2 separate regions of the Homo sapiens genome follow, and region 1 is linked to region 2. Evidence: chromatin loops called from intact Hi-C (ENCODE). Cell type or tissue: CD4-positive, alpha-beta T cell. All regions are shown on one strand. Each heading gives the region's core, and the rest is flanking DNA. Links, peaks and the distances in the headings are about the cores only.

What was found. A loop is a pair of places that touch in the nucleus more often than their neighbours do. Peaks named below come from ENCODE experiments on the same cell type or tissue, not always from the same donor. Only the 100,000 strongest peaks of a DNase experiment are listed, where the experiment ranks them.
Region 1: a loop joins it to region 2, with 2.6 times the contacts of the local background. A loop is called at or near these places in 3 of 110 quality-filtered maps.

The regions. Positions count from the first base shown.
Region 1 is chr4:88,208,769-88,216,768 of GRCh38, reverse strand. It overlaps a transcript of ABCG2 not described here. Among named protein-coding and RNA genes, the nearest start is that of ABCG2, 54 kb to the right of the region's middle. In CD4-positive, alpha-beta T cell, for the core only: a CTCF peak has its summit at 4,622 (motif pointing right); a DNase peak (open chromatin) is centred at 4,618.
Region 2 is chr4:88,653,799-88,664,169 of GRCh38, reverse strand. HERC3 (HECT and RLD domain containing E3 ubiquitin protein ligase 3) reads right to left here. Exons shown (of 26, transcript NM_014606.3): 7 at 10,037-10,128; 8 at 8,866-8,996; 9 at 8,135-8,295; 10 at 5,679-5,755; 11 at 1,615-1,739; 12 at 1-17. Among named protein-coding and RNA genes, the nearest start is that of NAP1L5, 39 kb to the left of the region's middle. RefSeq lists an enhancer at 1-195. In CD4-positive, alpha-beta T cell, for the core only: a CTCF peak has its summit at 4,629; a DNase peak (open chromatin) is centred at 4,629.

The DNA of each region.
Region 1 (8,000 bases), core at 1-8,000, 450 kb after region 2:
TGTGAACCACTGCGCTTGGACACAGTGCAAAATTTTATCCAGAATATGTAGCTATTCCTGAGAAGATAAAAGGCTGTTCCTTTCATGTTGGGAAAAGTTCACACAATCAGCTACTACTAGGTGGCCATCTGGTCACCCCGGACAATAGTGCCTTATCAGCGGCTTAGTGTTGACTTTGGCTGTTGGTCAACGGGACATTCAGCAGTAGGTATAGTTACAGCAGCCTTGGTGAGGGAAAACCATGTTATTAGCTCACACGTAGCTTCCTTCCATGCTGGCACAGTTTGCACACGGAGCCACTGAACAAGCACTGGGATACCTGGAGAAAGAGGCTTACTGACATTCACAAAATAGATCATCTTGATCATTTGATTTTTGAGAACCTCCACCATCGTGATACAATCTACTGGATGTACACGCGGCACAAAAATATTCCCACCCTCTGTGTCCATTCCAAAAGGTCCATGCATAGTCCATCTAATCACCAATTTTTCAATTAGTTGTTTTCAAGTCTCCAGCCAGCCAGCCAATCCAGTAGCCACGGCTCATAAGTCACTAGAGATCTTTGTGCCTTAAGCATGAAGTAAACAGCCAGATATATCGCTCAAGGTTCTGTCCACTGGGAGGATTTCCCTTCAGCACAGTCTTTAACAGTCACACCTAAGTGGGTTTAACAGTCTCGCCTAAGTGTAGTCGTCCCCTTCTTGTCAGTGTCAGCATCATTTTGAGATCCATAATGTGCAAGCTAGCCCCCATAACAAAGAAATACCCTGCCCAAAATGTCAGTGGGGCCAAGGTTGAGAGAAACACTGGTTTGAAGGAAGATTCATGATATTCATCAGTGGATGGAAGAGCTTTCAGTCTCCTAACTGACATAGGTCTGGGAATTAGGTACAACGCACAATTTGGCAACTCGAGTTAGGTTTCTGCCTAACGGACCTAGATTTTTTTCTGCCTAGATGTCAAGCAGCATCTTAGGAAGCAGCGAATTAATGATTTTTCAGGACCCCATCATCCATTAGCCCTTGCCAGGGGGCACAGCAGATCAAAGCAGTTCGATTACTATTCCATCTCTGTGGTTTACTGTGGTAGTTGCACCATGTTGTCCCTAACAGTGAAGTTACTACTTGGCCTTTGACATGCCAGGACCCCATTATTCCCACTGAAATGAAAGCACACATTTTCACTGCAGCCTTGTCCAGCAACAGCTGTGACCTACAGTGCTCCTTGAGGATGCTAGTCCCTGACTCACTAGTGCATTTCCTTATGTCTTAGTGAAAGGAGAGTTTTTTGAATCCTCCCAAAAGAGTCAAGTTAGTAAATGGCTGAGAAGATTGAACATAATGGACCGAGTCCTATTTCCTTGAATTTTGTAACTCTTTGTCTATAATATGTTAGGAAATTTCTGGCATTTCAACCTCATTAACTCCAAACTATCATTGAGTCCAGGATTTCATTGGCTAACTTTTTCAGACTGTTAGGACCATCCCCAGTACTCCAGCCAACATGCTATATTCTAAATCCTGGGGGAGTACACTCAGGTCAATTAATTTGGCTTGAATATTATACTTTATCCCCATTGGTCTAACACCCTTATAATTTACACTCTCAGCTCTTCCCCAGTCTTCTTCTGATTCTGGCAAAGTCATGCAACTCTCTTTTTTTTCCAAAATTTTTTTAAGACTGTCTCATTCTGTCACCCAGGCTGGAGTGCAGTGACATAATTATGGCTCACTGAAACCTCAACGTCCTGGGCTCAAGTGATCCTCCTGCCTCAGCCTCCCATATAGCTGGGACTACAGGTGTGCACCATGTTGCATGGCTAATAATTTTTTAAATTTTTGTAGGCCAGACATTGTGGCTCTCGCCTATAATCCCAACACTTTGGGAGGCCAAGGCAGGAGAATCACTTGAGCCCAGGAGTTGAGTTCAGTCTAGGCAACATAGCAAGACCTAATCTCTACAAAAACAAACAAGCAAACAAACAAAAACAGATTTGAGTGCGGTGGCATGTACCTCTGGTCCAGCTACTTGGGAGGCTGAGATGGGAGAATCGTTACAAAAAAACTTTTTTTTGTAGAGATGGGATCTTTGTTGCCCAAGCTGGTCTTGAACTCCTGGGCTCAAGTGATCCTCCTGCCTCAGCCTACGGAAGTGCCAGGATTACAGGCAGGACCCACCACACCTGGCTCAACTCTCTTAGTATATAGATTCTGTCTTCTCCTAGAGAAGACCTGCACTGCTCTCTCTGGCATATTGTTCCAGTTATCTATCCCTACCTAACAAACCACTCTAAAACTTAAAGGCTTAAAACAATTTGTCATGTGTCTCATCGTTCTGATTGGAGTGGATTTGAGAGAGAATGGGGGAGGGATTGGAGAAGTGAGTATCTTTTGAAGAGTTTTGTTGTAAAAGAGAACAAAACGATAGAGCAGTAGTTGGAAGATGTGGAATCAAGAGGAATATTTTTGAGGATGGGGGAAATAGATAACAGTGGGCTAGTGGTGGTAATCCCAGCACTTTGGGAAGCTGAGGCGGGTACACTGCTGGAGCCCGAGTTTGAGACCAGCCTGGGCAACATAGCAAGACCTTGTCTCTACAAAAAATACAGAAATTAGCCAGGCATGGTTGTATGCGCCTGTAGTCCCACTTACTTAGGAGGCTGAGGTAGGAGGACCACTTGAGCCCAGGAGTTCAAGGCTTCAGTAAGCTATGATTGCACCACTGCACTCTAACCTGGGCGACAGAATGAGACTCTGTCTCAAAAAAAAAAAAAAAAAAAAAAAGGCCGGGCGTGGTGGCTCATGGCTGTAATCCCAGCACTTTGGGAGGCTGAAGTGGGCACAGATCACAAGGTCAGGAGATCAAGACCATCCTTGCCAACATGGTGAAACCCCATCTCTACTAAAATACAAAAAATTAGCTGGGCACGGTGGCAGGTGCCTATAGTCCCAGCTACTCCGGAGGCTGAGGCAGGGGAATCGCTTGAATCCGGGAGGCGGAGGTTGAAGTGAGCCAAGATCGCACCACTGCACTCTAGCCTGGAGACAGAGCAAGACTCTGTCTCAAAAACAAACAAAAAGAAATATAGCATGTTTATACTGTGGGGAAACAAATCAGTGGAGAGGAATATATATATATATTCACACACATATATATACATATATATACAATGATATAGAAGAGAAAGGGGAAAAGTGCTGTTATTGAGTTAGGAAAAAGGGGATGAGACTTCATGCAAAGTAGAGACATTGCCTTAGGCCTTAGTAACATGGGCAGTTCCTCTAGGGTAGGGTAATAGGAGAGAAGGCAGCAGATGCAGGTGGGTGGGCAGATACGGTGAACAGAATCTGAAGTTCTCTTTTACTTACTTCAGTTTTCTCAGTCAAGTAGGACATAAGGTTATCATCTGAGAATGACTATGGGAGGGGAAAGATGAAAATGTTTCGGTGTTGAAATAGGAAACAGAAGAGTGAATGGGCTAGGGAAGTACAGTATGAGTTGTCAGGCATTACTGAGGGTCCCGGCATTGAGATTCTTGATCAAGAATTTAAAATCAGATAATTACAGGTCTTTGTGGCTCAAGCCAGTAATCCCAACAGTTTGAAAGGCTAAAGTGGGAAGATTGCTTGAGCGCAGGAGTTTGAGACCAGCCTGGGCAATACAGTGAGACCCCGTCCCTACAAAGAATTTTTAAAAATTAGCTGGGTGCGGTGGCATTCATTGGTAGTCCCAGCTACTCAGGAGGCTGAGGTGGGAAGATCATTTGGGCCCCAGAGTTCAAAGGCTGAAGTGGGCTAAGATCTCGCCACTGCACTCTCCAGCCTGGGTAACAGGGCAAAACCCTGTCTCAAAAAAAATAAAAATTCAAACACAAAATCAAATAATTTATTATTCTTATGTGTTTTTCTCCACCCACGTTCAACTGCAGGGGTACAGGCACAGAGCAGGGGAGACAGGAATTTAAGTAGGGTTTGTGGTTTTGCCAAGCGAGTGACAAAGCAAAAGGGGAGCAGAGGAGCTGAGGGCATTTGCAAGGATGTAATTATAATGATCATGGAATTTCGGCAGGTATGGTGACTAAAGAAAGCAGTGAGGGGTGAGGCACAGTGAAATACTGGTGTAATTAATGGGTTTTAGGCCCTGGTGGAGCAAGGTCAAAGGTTTGCCGGAGTTGGGTTATTAGAGGGGTTTAGGTGGAAAGATAGACTATGCTTACAAGTTCTATGGCATGACCTGCAAGTACATAGGTAACGCAGGGTGGAGAACAAGATCACTGAAGGAGAGAAGTTCAAGGTAGTCAGAGGCCAGAGTGCTGGGGAGATCGTTTTCGGAGATACTGAATTCACCAAGAATTAAGACAGAAGTAGTGTCACAGAGAGTGACAGTACCAGGGGCTACAATTACTGATACAGGCGGGAGATGCTTCTGAAATCTGAAGATGGCAGCAACCATGCAGGGGTAGTCAGTGTTAAAGTGTAATGACATGAAATTCAAAGCTGAGATCTTCTGGGGAAAGTTATTAGATGATCCACTTTGGGATGTTCATATTTTTTGGTAGTCGCTCATCTCAGAATAAGCAATATCAGAAAGTGAAATTTTAATCACAAGAGGGCGCCAGAGTCCAGCAAATGATTACTTTTGGTTTTCACCTAAAGCTAGGGCAATCATACTTTTGAGAGAGGAAGAGGCCACTACTAATAATTATTTGGGGGCGGTATGTGTAAATTGGGACATAGACTCACACCTTCTCCTACACTATGTAAGCATGGGCAATTTAAGAATGAACTAGCTGTGCACCAAAAGCTCTAATTCCCATAAATCACTCGAAATGCTTTTGACTGCAATCAGGTAAGACAAAAATGGCCAAACTTGATTTTATCTGGAAGAGAGGCTTGAGAAAGACTTTCCCCTCTGGCCCACATCTCTAGTTCTATTTATTGCTTATCCCGTTTTTCCCTTTAGTGCAGTACCGGTTTGACTGTATCTTCAAGTTAAGAGAATTGCTGTATTCCCCAAAATATCTTGGTCATTTGAAAGTAAAGAGTTCTCGGCCGGGCACAGTGGCTCACGCCTGTAATCCCAGCACTTCAGAAGGCAAAGGTAAGCGGATCACGTGGTCAGGAGATCGAGCCCATCCTGGCTAACACAGTGAAACCCCGTCTCTACTTAAAATACAAAAAAATTACCCAGGTGTGGTGGTGTACTCCGGTAGTCCCAGCTACTCAGGTGTCTGAGGCAGAAGAATCACTTGAACCTGGGAGGCGGAGGTTGCAGTGAGCGGAGATCGCGCCATTGCACTCCAGCCTGGACAACAGAGTGAGACTCCATCTCAAAAAGAAAATTAAAACGAAAACATGATGATGGAAATAACAGACACTGGGGTCTCCAAAAGTGGGGGGGGGTGGGGCAGGGGTTGAACAATTACCTATCAGGTACAATGTTCACTATTTGGACATTGGGTACACTAGAAGCTCAGTCCCCACCAGTATGCAATCTGCTTATGTAACAAACAAGCACGTGCAACCCTGAATCTAAAATAAAATAATTTTTAAAATACACAATGAAAGTGGCTTTTGTTAAGTCCCCTGTTTAGCACATCCTCTCCTTAATTAGCCAAACTACTCTCTCTTCTTCTTTTACATATATATATATATTTTTTTTATTTTTTAATTTTTTTAGGGACCAAGCCTCTCTGTGTTGCCCAAGCTAGAGTGCAGTGGTTAATCCCTGGTGCAGTCACAGGGCACTACAGCCTCGAGTTCCTGGCCCCAAGAAATCCTCTCACCTCATTCTCCTGAGTAGCTGGGAATACAGGGGCAGAACATGGCATCTGCGCCTCTTCTTAACAAATGCAAATAAAATCAACTCTGGCTTCTGTTATTCCTTGAAAAAAATGTATGTATGGGTCAGGTGTGGTGGCTTATGCCTGTCATTCCAGCATTTTGGGAAGAAGCTAGGAGTTCGAGACCAGTGTGGGCAACAAAGCAAGACTGTCTCTATAAAATATTAGCCAGTTAATGGTGGCAAGTGCCTATATTCCCAGGTACTCAGGGGCTGAGGTGGGAGAATTGCTTGAACCTAGGAGTTTGAGGCTGCAGTGAGCTATGATTGTACCACTGCACTCCAGCCTGGGCAACAGAGCAAGATCCCATCTCTTAGAAAAAAAAAAAGAAAAGAAAAAGTATGTATTTATAGCTACCAGCACACTTTTAACTATATGGGGCTTATTTCTACCATTCTTTTTGTTTTAGAACAACATCCTTCATCCTCACTGAATGGGATGAATGTAAATAGGACCTCAAGAAAATAAGGCAAAGGTAAGGCTGCTGGGGAGAGCATTTCAAAATAAACTACAAATAGATTTTACAATTTATTTTACTCTCCTTCAACGAACACAAAAATATTGCATTACTAGCCAGGCACAATGGTGCCTGCCTCCAGTCCCAGCCACTGGAGGCTGAGGTGGGAAGGTTGCTTGAGCTCAGGAGTTCCAGTCCAGCTTAGGCAACATAGAGAGGCACTGTCTTAAACGTATATATGTATATGTGTGTGTGTGTGTGTGTGTGTGTGTGTGTGTGTGTAGGATTACTTACATTACTGACATCTTTAACCTAATTATATCTAATTCAATCAAAACATTTTATTACCAACTTATATGTGCATGAGCATTCTACACCTGTAGGAATACCCACAAGGTAATAGTCTTATACAGGATGCTTAGGGTGTTTTGTTTTGTTTTGTTTTATAGGACACATCTTTAAGATGCATTCAAAGAGTGATCTACCACTAGGGTACAAAAGCAAAAAACGTATTCAGTCAAAAATAACTGACAACTGGGGAAAATGGTGAATAGCAGAGAAGATTCTGTTTATTAGTTTTATCTTTAGGTTATCTTTGGCAAAGGAAAAGCACAGTATATTGCTACTACCACGTAGCTTGAATCTAAAACTTATCATTACTTATTATTTTATATAACATTGCCAACACCAACACAACCCCTGCTAATCAAACTGAAAAATTTTCTTTCACTTAAAATTTTTATTTTTTACTTATAGAAAGAGGTATGAACTTTGTTTTTTGTTTTTGTTTTGTTTTTTGTTTTTTTTTGAGACAGAGTCTTGCTCTCACCCAGCCAGGCTGGAGTGCAGTGGCATGACATCAGCTCACTGCAACCTCCGGCTCCCAGGTTCAAGCGATTCTTCTGCCTCCTGAGTAGCTGGGATTACAGGCGCTCACCACCACGCCTGGATAATTTTTGTATTTTAGTAGAGATGGGATTTCACCATGTTGGCCAGGCTGGTCTCAAACTCCTGACCTCAGGTGATCCATCTGCCTCAGCCTCTGAAAGTGCTGGGATTATAAGTGTGAGCCACCGCATCCGGTCTGAATTTTGTTTTTATTTATTTTGTTTTTTTTGGTGTTTCTTGTTTGCTTTTTTGTTTTTTTTTTTTTTTTTGAGATGGAGTCTCGCTCTGTCGCCCAGGCTGGAGTGCAGTGGTGCCATCTCTGCTCACTGCAAGCTCTGCCTCCCTGGTTCAAGTGATTCTTGTGCCTCAGTCTCCTGAGTAGCTAGAATTGTAGGTGTGTGCGACCACACTTAGCTAATTTTTGTATTTTTAGTAGAGACAGGGTTTCGCCATGTTGGCCAGGCTGGTATTGAACTGACCTCAGGTGATCCGACTGCCTCGGCCTCCCAAGGTGCTGAGATTATAGGCTTAAACCACTGCACCTGGCCAAGGTATGAACTGTTTTGTTTTGTTTTTTTTGAGACAGTCTCGCTCTGTCACCCAGGCTGGAGTGCAGTGGTGTGATCTCGCCTCACTGTAACCTCCGCCTCCCAGGTTAATTGGTTAAGACCAATTTTGTCAGTCCAATTTCAAATGTTATAATTAAATAAGTAATTTAGGCTTTTGATTTAAAGTTGCAATACCACAAGTTTGGAGAAAATAGTGGGACACTTGAAATAAGTTAGGTTGGCCATATTTATGGATTCAATT
Region 2 (10,371 bases), core at 1,376-9,375:
ATATCTGAACAACACCACTGCTCAAAGAAAAGAAGGGAGGGGGAAGCCTTTAATAATTACAAATAAATGGTTATTTAAGCATCAATAATAAAGTAACCATCTACTCAAGGATTTCATTAATAGCAGCTCTTTGTCAGCTGAAGCTTTGGAAAATGTACATTTGCTTTAGAAAAACAGGATGTCACATCTCAAAATGAAGAAGAACTTAAGTTTCCCATGTTAGGGGAAAAAAAAGAATATCAAAGCTCCTGAAAGAAAACCTCTTGTCCCAATAATGTTCTTGAATATTTTTCTACCACCAACCATCTAAGAAGTGCCCTATCTAAACTCCAAAGAGAAACACAGAATAAAACCAAAAAAGAGAAGCCAAGCTGTTACTTCCCGAACACAGAAATTATCTTGGCAAATTAATAACTGAAAAATTACTTCTATTTTGCTGCATATCTGAGACATAAATTAAAAAATAGTGAAACAAGTGCTTATTCCCATTACCTTCTATTATACAGGCTCTGAGGAAACAGCTAATTCTGAGGGCCCAAAATGAAACTGGACATCAGGAACCCTGGGCCTTTCCATTCAGTGTAAGGAAAAGGGAAAGAATAACACAAATATACAGCTGGGGAGGGGATTACAGTAGTTTCTGTTAATCACAGAATTTAGATCAGGAAAGATCTTTAAAGATCATGTCTTCCATCCATTCATTTTATAAATAAGAAAACAGAGAACTAATGGTAAAGTGTCACCATTTCCCTTGCTGGACCCCAGCAAGCCCTCATCTCCTCTCCCCTGCGACCCTTCAGCCTGAGCTCCTTGGCAGAGCCATCCTAAGGTTAGAGGGATTCTGAAGACTGCCACAGAGCTGCTCTAGGGCGTTTCTAATGCTCTCTCACTCACAACGTTACTAGCTCAAGTGCCTCAAAGTGTAGCGTCCTGGTCATTTGGCCCACTACAATCTATGTCATAATGCAGGAACCATTATGTACGTTTCTGGGAATAACCACAACTTAGTGCACAGAGCTTGATTTATTCTTCCCAAGAATCAGACTTTGCAGAAAAAAGTGGAGAGGCTGAGGAAAGCCAATGAAAATGTGTAAAAATGTGCAAAGGAAAATTGTCCTTTAAATTTGATAAAAGCTCTCAATCCTACTTACTGTTGTTTTTTTTTTTTTCTACATGACTCTGAATTACCATCTCAATCATTATGAATAGGAAAATGCTAGAAATTATTAAGATTAGGTAAGATAACAGCTGTCTCAGATTTGGGATGTTTTGGAACATGCATACACTAAAACCCATGGGAGTTAACCATAACGCTAAGCTCTCTTAGCAGAATCACCAACTCAGGCCTTCATCAGTCAGGATTTTTAAGATCATACAATAAACAAGGCAGGTTGAGGCATATACTGTGTGTGAGAATTGGGGATCCATCCATTATGCTATTTGGGGCTAAGGAGATCAACCCTGAAATAGTAACCAAAAATAACCCACGATTCCCTATAATGTAAAACCCCATTTACATTCACAGTATCAATATGCAAGTACGGAAAATCACACTAAGCTAAAAAGTTGTAACATACTTTGTGGAAAAAAAAATGAAGACAAGCAGCCACATACTTGATTGTATTTGCATTGTTGTGTTCTGAGAGTTTTTGTCTCCAAACTGCTATGGTTTCATCATTTATTAAACTGGTATAATGTGCTTGGTTCATAGTCCTGAAGTCAACAGCAGGAGAATAATTCTGGAGAATTAAATGTAACAGTAAAAAGAAGAAATTATGTAGCATGGATCTTGTCTCCTCTCCTTTCTCCCACATATTCTCCATTTTACGTTTCACTTATGATCTAAATGCTGCAGTGTGCCGCCCAGATCCCCTCCACCCTTCAGAATGGAGGCTCCTGACAGATCCCAGCTGGGTTGCTGTCCAGGACTTGGCATTGACTGTTGCTTCACTATCACATCCAATGGCAGGTAGAGGCATGGTGTAAAGGTCCAGCCCGCTTGCCTCAACTCAGGACTGGCTGAAGGACCATCACAACTTCAGTGCTCCTCATGGGACTGGCTGAGGCCTCTGTTATAACTGAATTGCATTTCAACCCCTCCCTCTGCGCAATCCTGCCTCCTTCATCCCTCAGTAGATGTTCTTCTAGAAAGCACTCTCCCAAAAACCTTTGAGTCTCGGGTCTGTTTCCCAGAGAAACCAACTCAGTACAACTTTCCCAGACTTCTTTCCCCTTTGCTTTGAATCACTGTAACAGCAGGTTTTTAAGGTATTAGTCATCTGCCATAAATGTCCACCAAACTTCAACAAAATGTATTACAAAAGAGCCAGAGTTCAGTTATAATCTATATGACAAATAACCTATAAAAACAATGACTCTTAATTTCTTGCTTCAAGTATATAGCTATTATAAGAAAAATGGCAGAAAAAGATGTTAATAATGTATGTCCTTGAAAATTCCAAATGTTGCCCAACACTGTACATCTTTTATTCAGTGAGATTAAAGAAAAAAAACATAATAAGCACTTTCCTTTTCTAAAATTGCTTGTTTTCAACTTATTTTCCCCAAGCCTTGTTCTTGATCGAGAACTAAGGAAAGGTTGATGGTGCTTTATACTCCTATTCTCGTCTCCAGTGAAGAGGAAAAAGGTAATATTAAAGCACTCATTCATCAGCTCATGAGATTTTTTTTCTCCTTTGTACCTACACATAAAAACATAACTTTCAAAGTAAATTTTCTTGGTTACTTTCCCATAGCTTCAAGTTAACGTATCATTATGGTAGGAAGGAGTAGAGCATGTAATAAAACAGAGATGCCTGACAAAGTTTGTGATCATCTGGTTATTGATAACTATTCTACTAAAATGGCCACAGATATCTATTGAGAGAACAAAAATCATCTTGAAGTACAACATACAGGAAACTCATAATCCAAAGCAGATGCTGGAGTACACACAGAGATTGTCTTTCCACCTCCTTGTAAAACCACTGTTGTTACGTAAATTTTATTTATTTCCCCCATTCAAAGGGGCAGCTGAACATCAACTCTAACACAAACCTACAATAAAATAAAGACTTGGAACTATTTTATCATTCCTCATCATATGTCCAATAAACCAGAGATGCCTTGGGTGAAGTACAAGTTCAGAATCACTTAAAGAACCAAGAAAAAACATCATTCTTCCTGTCTTTAATACATACAGGCAAAAAAGGAAAAATTGCTCTTAGGTCAGTGTTTCTCAACTTTGGCTGGACTTTGAATCACCATGGGAGCGTTCAATAATCCTGATGACCAAGTCATACTCCAGACCAATTAAATCAGAATCTCTAGAGTCATCAGTATTTTGTAGAGCTCCCAGGTGATTCCAGTAGGCAGCCAAGGTTAAGAATCACTGTTCCAGGAAAAAGAAGATTATGAGATAGACACACACACAAACACACACACATGCACACACAATTCTAACAATCCCAACCACATTCCCTCTTCAATTCTATCCAGGGAACAAAACGACAGGAAAAGGAGATGCTATGGTTTACATTCACTAAATTCCCAAGACCTAGAATCAGTGTAGCAAAGGGGTATCTGAATATAACTCCTTCCCTCCCTTCTTTCACCTAAGGCCTGGCAGTAATGAATGAGTCAGCCTTTTATAAAAATAGAGGCTATGGCCGGGCGTGGTGGATCACGCCTGTAATCCTAGCACTTTGGGAGGCCGAGGAGGGTAGATCACTTGAGGTCAGGAGTTCAAAACCAGCCTGGCCAACATGGTGAAACTGGTCTCTACTAAAAATACAAAAAAAATTACCCAGGCATGGTAGCGGACGCCTGTAATCCCAGCTACTCAGAAGGCTGAGGCAGGAGAATCGCTTGAAACCAGGAGGTGGAGGTTGCAGTGAGCCGGGATCACGCCATTGTACCCCAGCCTGGGCGACAAAGCAAGACTCCATCTCAAAAAAAAAAAAATAGAGGCTGTAACTATACAGGTGCTTTTTCTTGGTTCTTTAAGTGATATGGTAACAGGGTAAGCATATGATTTGATCAGCCTCTGTATCTAAATAATCATCTCTGGTTAATAGTTTAAGTAAATGTGCATAGGTTTCAGTTTCAAAAGAAAGAGCAACATCTTCTTAAGTAATGTTTACTTTCCTTTTTCTTTGTGATCTTACACTTTTCATGCATACCTATCCCTCTTTCCAGTTGTTTAAACTTTAACCTGCCCTGCCTCTCTAATAGTATGCTACTTCACTTCCTTCTCATCAGTGTGTTGTTTTCCAGGCCCAAGGTGTTGATTACAATAATAAAAATCAGTTACATATATCAGATACTATATTTACAAGAGAAAACTAAATTTCATGTTAAATTTCACAGGAAAATTAAAGTTGGATACTATTGAATAACACTATTCAATACTAGTTTCTAGGGGAAATAAATACTTAAAACTCTATTACTTATGGACAAAAACTGATTATCCTCCACAGAGTCAGTGCCTTTTGTATTTTGTTTTATTGACATCTTGAAGAAACAAAGAAAAACCTCAGCTTCCTCAGGATTTCTCTGTAATACACACTCTGAGGCTGGGTCTAAAATAAGTCTAGGGCAGCAGTTCCAAATCACGCCAGATGGTAGCACTAAGCCACCTTCTTCAGGCACCTGACCTGGAAAATAGCTAATCATCAGCTTTAGCTGTCCAGCCTACAGCCTCGGGCTCCACCAGGATTTTCCAACCTAATCACAGAATCAGAATGACTAGAAGGCAAATACTTTGTGTACTTAAAGATAGCTAAGTATCAAACTAATAGAGAAAGTTTCCAAGACAGAAAGAGCCCCTGGTTTCCACAGTTGCTCATTATCTTCCCAGTCAATTCTGACTCCTTTTTCTTCACTAACAGCCCATTCCCTTGCTCCTCCAAGAGAGTATAAGGATCCATGCACCACTCGGAGCTGGTCCTGTTGAAATGTTTGCTGAATAAAAGCAGGAAGGGTGGGGAAGAAGAGAAGAGAGGAGAGAAAGCACAGGGGAAGGAGTCCAGCACTGACAACAAATCTGTGGAGTTTTTCCAGACTGAATTCCCCCAGCAAGGAAGAGTGGAAGGAATTCGAGCCCTGTCACAGAAACCTGGATCCACACTCTACCTTCAGGCAGAAAGACAATGTCACAGTGTCTTTATCCACTATAGTGATGCAGGAGACAATGGAAGGGAAATTTTGGTGTCATGTCATAAGCAGATTACAAATAATAAAATACATCTGAAAATTGTGGTACCTCTTACATACATATATATACTCAATCACATCAAACAAAGAAACCCACCAAGTTCTCAAACACCTAGCATTTGTTGCCACTTAACAGGGAAGAAAAGAAATGGAAAATCAAATAATGCCAAAGTAAGCACCAACTCCCTAGGCATCCTTTACAGAGTTTCTGGAACAAGTACAAATATAAATAAATAATTTCAAATTATAAATTAGAACTCCATAATTCCAGGAGAATTGTTGGCACTTCAAGGGAGCCAAATGGAGACAACTTCTTCCAGATTTAGTTTGCTTATTTTAAAAATAACATAGGATTGGTAGAAACAAAGAGTAACATTGCTCTTTATGTTGTAATTACTTGTTAAAAGAAATGTTGGTTCACTATTATTCCTTCCTGGAAATAAGAGTCACAAGAAAAATTTTACCTCGTATTTGGAGCAAAGTACAAAAGTCTGGTCTCCTCCAGAGAAGATCTGCTTAACGATATGATATTTAAAGCGATCTGTCAAAAAAAAAATTCCGAAAGCATATTTTTCATTAATTGAAGTTTCTCCTTGATCCCCTTTTCTACTGTCGCAGAATACACTTCAGAGTGGGTACCTATCCATTTTAATTGTGTCACAGAAGTAAGAAATCTTCTCCCCTGGCTCACTGCCTAGGACTGTTTCTACTTCAATTAAAAATAAATATATAAAATGGTATCCTCCACTCTAACTCTTCTTCTGCCCCTCCCCAACTGCCAGTGAATCCTGACCTAGTTTCTCTTTTTCATTCTAACTCTGTCATGCCACTGACCTGAAATCTGAAATGGGCACTATTCTTTATGGTAACAATTCAGCATGTGAGTGTGGTGGGCCCAGGCCCCGTCAGGACGAATCTTGCCACGGAAGGACCTCCGTTTCCTGCTCCCTGCTTTACCTCCCATCACACTGTGTCCACGGTGACATTCTCCTACTACCACGTTGCCTTTATTTCTAATACACCACACTATTTCACATCTCGGTGCCTCCCCCCTCTGCTGCCCCTGGCACATGGGATTCTCCATGAATGTGCCCACCGAGAGCACAACCTGAATGTGCTTCTGGAACTGCACCTTGGTGGTGCTCACACCAACTCCCTCACAGTCCTCTACACCTGGCTAACTCCAAATCATCCTTCGAGGCACAGCTCAAACTTCCTCTAACCACAATACTCCTCCATGCCTTCCTCTGTGCTCCCACATTACCAAGAGGGTTCCTAAAACCATGTCATTTACATAACTGACATTTACCTGCTTATGTTATAAAATCATTTTGGCAAACATCCAAGCACAAATTTAGGACCATGGAAGTCAGGTTATAATTCAACTTCAAAAATTTGTGGTTTTGAAATAACCAAAAAACACCTGAGTTGGTAAACTTTCTAAATAAATGTATTCCACGTATGAGTACAATGTCTTGGAGAAAAGAATTTACAAATTACAGAGAAGAGGACACAAAGCCATTCTTTTGCTTCTGGGAACATCACCCAGACAAAATCTTGTTTATTTATATTTTAAGTTGCACTACATTTCAGATGCTCATATATCCATTCCAAAAATGTCTACTGAGTGACAAGTTCATGCCAGGTCCTGTGCTATATGCTAGGTTTACAAAAAGGAAAAGAGTTTGTCTGTGTCCTTGAGTTTCTTATAATCCAGTACTAAAACTTATGATGGTTACTGTTTCAAACAAATTCCTGATCAAGCCATAAGTGTGTCACTTTATCGACTTCAAAATCAAAATTAATAAGTTACACTTCCTTTTAATGATTCTCTAGCTCCATTTCAGCCTCAGATTTATTATTTCAAGGTGAAGCAGTCATTCAATATTAATGACTGCCTGACTTTGATTTCCAATGAAACCAAGACTGCTATTTAACTATTTTTTAAGGGAAGAAAAAAAATGGCTTAAAAAGAAATCACATCATGTTATATACCAAAATGCCAACAGCAAAGTAGAGGTAACATAGTACACATGATTTAGAATGACCTGGGTTTAAATCCTGCCTCCAGAATCTATGTGATCTTGGGCAAATTACTTGACCTCCTTAAGACTTTGTTCCCTTATCTCTAACATGGGGATAATAACCACTAACTAGTTCTTAGATTATTTTGAGTGCTTTGCATAGTAATGAAACGTCATTAAGCATTCAATACATGCGAACTGTCATTATTAGCAACAACAATAAAATGTATACACCACCACCAAGGTCTGTGGAAACAAAATAACTGGTATAGTTTGAATGTATGTTCTGGTCAAAACTCATGTTGAATTGCAGTAATCCCAATGTTGGAGGTGAGGCATGGTGGTATGTGTTTAGATCATGAGGGCGGATCCCTCATGAATGGCTTGGGCCATCCCCTTGGTGATAAGTGAGCTCTTGCTCTGAGTTCACATGAGATCTGGTGGTGTAAAAAGTATGGCACCTCCTCTCCACTCTTCCTCTTGCTCCTGCTTCTGCCATGTGAAGTGTCTGCTCCTTCTTTGCCTTCTGCCATGACTGTAAGATTCCTGAGGCCTCCCCAGAAGCCAAGCAGATGGCTGCATCATGCTCCCTGTAGAGCCTGCAGAACTGTGAGCCAATTAAAACTCTTTTCTTCATAAATCACCCTGTTTCAGGTGCTCTTTACAGCAATGCAAGAACGGCCTAACACAACAGTATTTCCTGCTTTATTTATTCTCTAGGATCTCAACTCTACAGCTTCATGCATAGTAAGTACAGAAATTATTAATTGATGTTAAAAAATACCTTATCTTCATTCCCTCCAAAAGACCTCAAAGTAAGTAATAGATACATATTCTGTAAACAACTGTTTTCATCACTTAAAATACCTTTAAATTCCAGAGACAATCATTCTTACCAGCTCGGGCTGAAAGCTGGCCACTGTGGGCAGCCCAGTAACCCTTGACAGGAGATGGGCACTTAACATTACAAGTGTGCCCAGTTCCTAATTGACCTCTTGCTCCACAACCAAATGCATAGATGAGTCCAGAAGAAGGCACGAAGGCTAGGGTATGTTGTCTGTGAAAAAATAATTTAACTCATCAGCATAGTTTCTACTAATGTGGATGTACACTCTGACTCTGACTTTTAACTTCCACATGTGCACAGCACAGGGTGCTCCTATAGAGCCTTTCCCATGTTAACACGTGACTCTTCTTGCAGCGGCTGCTCTCCATAATACTATCCTCTAACACTCTAGATCATGAGGAGGGTGGCAAGTCAGGAAAGAGCTGAATGATCTACTGCATGTGGCCTCTAAGATGAACAGAGAGAAGCAGGGTAGACTCAGGCAAAAATTTCCAAGAAGTTCTTTGGGACTCTCTCACTTTTCCTTTCTTTATCCCTTCCCCACATCCTGCTACTCTTTATCCCAAAAGAAGCCTAATGTCTCCGTGTTGCTCTGCTTATCTAAAACCCTTCCTTGCCACACTCTATCAAGGTCTTTCTCCACATTTCACCATAGGCGTGCATGCAGTTAAGATCTCTTAAAATGACGGTGACTAGGTATAATCACATTCTTCATCACTACAAAGATAAGACCAATTTCTGGGTCCTAGTGAATACAAGCAAGCTTTGAGGAACACTCACCTGCCACAAGCAATTTGAGTTACTTCACTACCCATCAGCTCTAGAACTCTTCTAGGGTTAACCTCATCATTCATGGAGTCGTGTCCAAGTTGCCCACAGGAACCAGCGCCAAAGGTAAACACACCTCCACTCTAACAAGGAACAAACACCATAGGACTTCACTGTATCTTTAAGGGTATACCTCTAAACCCTGTATACAAAATGCCTATCACAACAATGTGCACAAGAGCACTACATTCACTTGACACTTGGCCAAAATCACTTTGTAAGGATGTTCATTAAATAGAAAAATAATAAAAAGGGAATTTCAGACTGCATCTTTATGGAACAAAGATAGCAATGCTCAAAGGAATGTGTGCCTTCTGTAAATTTTTAAAATCGTTTGAAAGTACAATGATGTGTTAGGAAGCAAAATTTTAAAAAAGGAGAAACTAGGAGCTAGGCTAAATGAGATGATTTTACATGATCATTCACATGTAAGAAATTAGGTGCTCTACAAATTCCTTGGTAAGTAAGCTGTTTTTTTAACAGCTGTATTTAAATAAATGTTAAGGCATTTTATCAAAGTGAACGTAGAATAATATTTGTTCAATATAAAAATACATTTTCATTCTCTCTAGAATGTATTTAGAAGCAAAAGAAACATGATTATTTTAAAACATTAATTAAATTGCTGTTTCTTTTTTACATATTTAAATGACTTGTTTTAAAGGAACATAGGACATCATTTTATATATATTATATATACATAAAATAACAAATAAAAATAACAAAGTGCTGTCTTTGTTCCATAAAGAACCAAGGAATTTATATATATATAAATATATACATTATATTTATATATATAATCTACATTTTTATATAATCTACATTATATGTGTGTATATATATATAATCTACATTATGTGTGTGTGTGTATATATATATATATATATATATATATATATATATATATGAAAAATCTACAAGATTACCAAAGAGGATAACAGAGACATACAAAAAAGTAGTCTTTTTCTATTCCTTTGGAAAACAACAAACCCACATAAAAGAGAGCATTCAAGTTCAAGCCACAATACTGTAATCACACACCATCACTACACTAACATAATCAAGCAATTCTAATCACCCATCATATCCCCAGCACCAAAGTAAAATACTCTGAGCTCCTTACCTTTGTGAGAACTGCTGTGTGTTCTTCTCCACAACTAATATAGACAACTTTTTGCGTGCGTAAGAGTTTTACATGGCATGGAGATTCTCGATCTAGAATAAATTAAATATCAGAATATCACTACCATTTGCCTTTGAGATGAAATATACACAACTATCTTGGCATGAATTTTGGATTCCTGGATTCCTGACGCATGTTCAGTTTCCTGCCTGCATCTGTACTTGGATATCCAACAGACTTCTCAGTTTTAATTTACCTAAAACCTACCTCATGGTTTCCCTACACTCTCCAACCCTGCCCACTCTCCAGCTCACTTTACTACACACGGTTTTCCC